2 separate regions of the Homo sapiens genome follow, and region 2 is linked to region 1. A link is a contact called in ENCODE Hi-C data. All regions are on one chromosome and are shown on one strand. Each heading gives the region's core, a stretch centred on a gene start or an enhancer-like site at or near the end of the contact. The rest is flanking DNA. Distances are from core to core; before and after follow the strand shown. Region 1 holds the start of MYO3B (myosin IIIB). Region 2 overlaps METTL8 (methyltransferase 8, tRNA N3-cytidine).

Region 1 (2,713 bases), core at 214-2,713:
GTGAGACAGGGCAAGAGAGTGAGAGCTCAAGAGAGAGAAAAAGGAGACTGAACCTATCCTTTTACTAGGAGCCGTCTCCCACAATAACAGCATTAATCCATTCATAAGGGCAGAGCCCTCATGACCTAGTCACCTCTTAAAGGTCCCATTTCTTCTCACAATGGCAATTAAATTTCAACATGATCTTTGGAGGGGACATTCAAACCATAACCATGGTAAAGACGTAAGAGTAGGAACTGGCTTCTTCACAAACCACCTATCTGGATGCTGCTAGATAGGGCCTGTTCAAGTATAGCTCAAATGTCTTCTCTTCTAGGAGGCCTTTCCTAATTTTCCCACTAGAACTGACCTTTATGGTTCCACTGATTATGTACTCTTTTCCTTTCTTTAAATTTTATTTTATTTTAAGTTCCAGGTTACATGTGCAGGACGTGCAGGTTTGTTACACAGATAAACATGTGCTATGGTGGGTTGGCTGCACCTATTAAGCCCCCCATGCATTAGCTATTTATCCTGATGCTCCAGGGGAGACACTCAGGACTGGCATTTGACAGAGCTTGGTAGAGGAATCCAATGATCTCTAGGTTGATCTCTAAGTTCCATCTCTAATGTTCTATGGATTTTAAACCTTGAATATACAAAATTACTGAGAGGAAGAAAAGAATCATGGCATAATGGAATTTATCTACTATTGTTTACATTGTCATGTTACCAAATTAACAAATCTGTCATGATATTGCAGTCACTAAGGAACAATACATACCCACAGCTCTTACAAATGATTAACTAAATGATCAGATTTTTCATTTCCCCACCAAAGCATGAGGAAATTTATCTTAGCTTTAGCTGCCTGAAACCTCTCTTGGGTGAAAAACATTAAAAACATCTGCAAATTACTGATGACTAATGCCCTTCAATTTGGCCTCAAGCTGAGAAATTCTGTGCAGAAATAAAGTGGTTTATAATCCCACAGGTCCATTCTATTATAAACTGCAGGTGGCAAATCAAGTGACTATGAACTATGCTGTGTGTATGTGTGTGTGTGTGTGTGTGTGTGTGTGGTGTGTGTCTGTGTAAAAAGCAATACTCAAGAGGGTGTTTATCCTACTCCTTCAAGAGAAATTTAACCACCCAGACAAAAGGCAAATGCTAACTGAGAGGACCCAGGAATCTGGGTGATGTCAGACAGAGGCCCAAAGCCAGAGTGGCTGTCATCCCCCTCCACTGCCCACCAGCCAGGGCAGCTGCATCTGCCCTTTGCAGAAAAACAATCTAAAGCAAGCACAGAAGAAAGCTGGAAGGAAAATAACTGCAACTCACATCGATGACCTATTTTCTGAATCCGGCTTATGAGAGATTGGATTCTCATTCCTCCAAAAACCAGCAGAACACTTCAGGCCCAGAAAATGGTGTCTTTGATGACTAGAATGTATGACACATCATTACCAAAGGACTTTCGATCTAGGTTCCAAGAGGTGTTAGCCTCAGATGACTATTGTGGGAGGAGCTGATAAATCCACCAAATCCTTGGTGACTTTGCTTCACTATTAGGCAAGATTAAGATGATGCTAATTGGTAGTGAGCCTGATCTATTTAGTGTCTCCTACCAGGACACAGAGCAGAATCAAAACCATTCTCACAGATCCTGTTTGCATGTCATTTAACAGTTCCAATGTGATATTCCCCCAACCTTTTAAAGTTCCTTCATTCCAGATTAAATTCCTTCATTCCAAATGCTGCACAATCAAAACTAATCATCTTTTTGTGAGCAAAGGGCATAATCAAAGCATGTAGTCAGGGTCACTTTTCTGAACTGCAGATAAACCCAGGGGAAACACCATGAGTTTCTGATCTGAATTACCAAGCAATGAAACAGTGACTATTCAACAGTGACTATTCATTCAGTAGCATGCCCTGGGCTATATACAGAACAGTAGGTTAAGAGGAGGCAGGGGGTGGGGGGGTGGTGCTGGGCATGGTGGATCACGCCTGTAATCCCAGTACTTTGGGAGGCCAAGGCTCGTGGATCACCTGAGGTCAGGAGTTCGAGACCAGCCTGGCCAACATGGGGAAACCCCATCTCTACTAAAAATACAAAAATTAGCAGGGTATGGTGGTGTGCGCCTGTAATCCCAGCTACCAGGGATGCTGAGGCAGGAGAATTGTTTGAACCTGGGAAACGGAGGTTGCAGTGAGTAGAGATTCTGCCACTGCACTCCAGGCTGGGCAACAAAGTAAGACTCCATCTCAAAAAAAAAAAAAAAAAAAAAAAAGGGAGAGAGGGGAAGTGAGAAACAGGAGGGTAGGGTCCCCAGAAAGCTTCTTTTCTGGCCAGCTAACATGACACATAGGCCCATGTGAAATAGTTGAAGACTGTGCAATAACACTGGATAAGCTATATCCATCAATTCTGAGGAGGAGTCAGTTCAACCCAGGACCAAGACTTGAGTGGGAATGCTTCCTGGAGCAGATAAATCTAGGTACAGTTTTGAATGAAGAAGTGAAAAGGATTAGTGTAGATGAGGCAGGAGAGAAACCCAGAGCCAAGAAACAGCACACAGAGAATGCAAATATGAAGAAGGTGATTTAAAGGACAGCGATCTTACTCCCGCTAGTCAATAATGGCCTTTGTGTTTCCATTTACTGTCATAAGAATCTTAAGAATGGGGATAATGTGTTCTATCTTCCTATATTTCCTACAGTATTTGCACAT
Region 2 (2,713 bases), core at 154-2,653, 1.1 Mb before region 1:
ATTTCAAAAGGACCATTTTCTTTCCAGGAGTAAAAGGTATATTCTTTCATCTTCTTACAGTACAGAAACAATGGAATATATTGTTTAAATGCACCCTTCATTTTTTTCTCCATTTCTAAAAATTCACTTTTGAGCATCGTCCAAATGTAAAAATTCTCACACATGAGGAACTGTTTCCGAAGGTTGTGAGAAAGTCAAGATAACAGTTTCTATTATTAAAAGTTTTGCATTCGGTATGACACATTTGCCTGTATTGAAACACCCATTTAACATTGACTTCTGAGAACTTATTTGCTTTGCCTCTCTCGATTCCATATGCTTTGTCTACAAATTGTGAACACGTCCCGGTTTCTACCCGTGTGTGATTCTAAGTCGTTGCTGTACTCTAGCTTGTACGTGAAAATTCACCCATATGCAGATAGCTGCCCTCTTGGAGGCAAAACTTAAAGCTATCAGAACCATCTGGATTGTTAAACCCCAAAACTTCCAACTCATCAAAGTCCTGAAGCCTGAATAGATCACACATTGTTACTTCTAATTGGTTTTGATGTTTGTTATGCTCCTCACAAGTGCAGATAACTTCACATTTGCATCACTAATCGACCTCTTTCAAAGCCTCTGCTCCTCCTGCTTCCTGCCTCTGTTAGTCATCAGGAGACTTAGTGTTGGCGTGGGTATTTTCCCCGCTTGTGAAAGTGCATTGTCAATTCTAGAGCATTAAATATATGTGAGGTATTGTTATTAATCTACAAGGCAGTACACACAGTATTCCAGCAACAGTGACTTTTTCAAAGGTTTTATGAGACATTGTAAGAAAGACAGTATCTTTCCATGGAAAAAAGTGTTGCCTCAGAGTCAAACAGGAAGCATGGGTCCTAGTTCCTATTGAACTGCTTAGCTACTCTTAATTTAGCTCTGAATGCTAGATTTTGTGTATACTATACACATTATTTAATCCTCAAACTCCTAGGAATTCATTTTGATGATAACCATTTACAGAAGAGATGTTGGGTAACTTGCTCAGGATACCACATCTAGTAAGTAGCAGAGTCACAACTCGGACCCAGAACTCTCTGATTCCAAAACCTCTACTTGCTGCTCTTGTAATGGATGGGCCCAAATGCTGCTGGGAAAGGCACCAGGGAAGAAAGAGCTTTCTGAGTCAAGCAGAAAACGATAGCAGTGGAGAGGAGTTTGTTTCAGACGACCTTCAAGGTTATGGCTCATTCTAGATCCAATCATTCTAGCAAATAAGTAGGTTACACTTGTCCACAATTACAAATTGGAAAAGAAGAGAAGGAAAGGAACTGAGAGGAATGACAAAGCAAAAAGCTTTCAATCAGTTCTTTTCAGCATTCTGCTTCTGCCTAGTTCTGCACTCGCCCCACCCCCTCAGGCTTCAGCCTTCCACTTGGCATCCCTCCTCGCAGAGCACTCTCACTTGCATACTCCTCGCTTAAAGAAAAAAAGCATTCTGTACTGCAGTGGGGAAAAAAAACCCTTAAAATGTCTTCAAAAGGATTCAGCTCTAGGGTAATGTAAAATATGTGAAATCAGGAGGTGTCCATAATAAAATATGAGTGAAAACATCGTTATTTAAAACATTGTATGTACATTAATGCCACATTAATACCAATTCAGGCATGAAATGTTGAGCATTTCTTGGAATACGGTTTCTTGGAATATGGTTGGGGATTTGAGAGGCGCAAAGGTACCCGCAAGATGGCTTTGGTGTAGTTATAAATATAAATAGAAGTAAAATAACAGTTGCATCTTCATTTATAATGAATCTATATTGTGGCCTCAAAGCTACAGAGAAAAGTGGATGCCAAAATCTGTCTTTCATTAACATATGTCTTAAATGACAAGGAAGAGGTGTTGAAGATAAAATTACTTTTTCCTATGAGTATGAATCAGCAACATGCAGTAACAAGCAAGTAATAATAGTTCTGCGTGTGAGTGCCTACAGAGGGTAAGAAAAATAGCATCAGATTGAAAAAGCAAGTGCACCTGCAGAAGGGACCCAGGAGGCTGCAGAGCACAGCTCCCTTGAGCATCATCTCAAAGTGTCTCAGAGCACAGTGACCCTAATTCTGGCAAGTCAGGTTGGCATGAGATGGATGGAGCACACTGAAATCTCCAGATGGTCAGACAGCCCACCCTCAGCTGCCCCTGGAGCTCGGCAAAGGCAAGCTACAAGGCACTGCTACTTGGCCAAGAGTTTAAAACAACAGCTTCTGATTCTACAGTGTCTGTGGTTTCACAACCACTTAACCTTAAGTAAGGAACAGCTAGAGTTAGCTGAATGAATAAATACACGTTAACGTTACATAAAGAGGGAAAAAAAGCAATACTTGAGCACATAGACTTCAAATAGTGTCCAGCTAGCTGTGTCCTTGGCATCCCAGTGATCTGGGTCTTTATCTTTGATTTTCTCCAGCAGGTAGGCACTGAGTAGATCCAGGGCCCAGGGCGGGAAATGCTTCTGTATCAGATGTTACCTATCAAATAAAATGAGCCTTTGATTGCCTCCTAAAGCTCCAGCATCGTCTTTCCTAGTTGGGCTGATGAGGTTTGGTCCAGAAAAATGGAATTTTGTTATGCTTATAAAAATTATTTGGCCAAATATTTTCAATCCATTGCTCCTAGTTCATTGCAGAAAACGCAGAAATTAATTTTTTCCTCAGTTAACCTTTATATATCAAGTGTTGGT

The links. A loop is a pair of places that touch in the nucleus more often than their neighbours do. Pooled maps may share reads with other maps.
Region 2: a loop to region 1 is called in a pooled map, with 4 times the contacts of the local background. The contact joins the enhancer-like site here to the promoter of MYO3B in region 1. A Hi-C loop is called at or near these places in 2 of 37 single-sample maps with no recorded cell type and 2 of 50 pooled maps.

What each region holds. Positions count from the first base shown.
Region 1 is chr2:170,176,897-170,179,609 of GRCh38, reverse strand. It overlaps MYO3B (myosin IIIB), which reads right to left and starts at 1,463. Exons shown (of 35, transcript NM_138995.5): 1 at 1,321-1,463. The coding sequence starts at 1,322.
Region 2 is chr2:171,317,226-171,319,938 of GRCh38, reverse strand. It overlaps METTL8 (methyltransferase 8, tRNA N3-cytidine), which reads left to right. Exons shown (of 10, transcript NM_001321154.2): 10 at 1-2,713. Among named protein-coding and RNA genes, the nearest start is that of METTL8, 120 kb to the left of the region's middle. RefSeq lists enhancers at 1-789, 1,268-1,367, 2,095-2,154 and a silencer at 1,377-1,579. Within about 2 kb of position 1,403, at least 7 of the 41 ENCODE cell types and tissues checked have a DNase peak (open chromatin) inside an H3K27ac peak, as active enhancers do.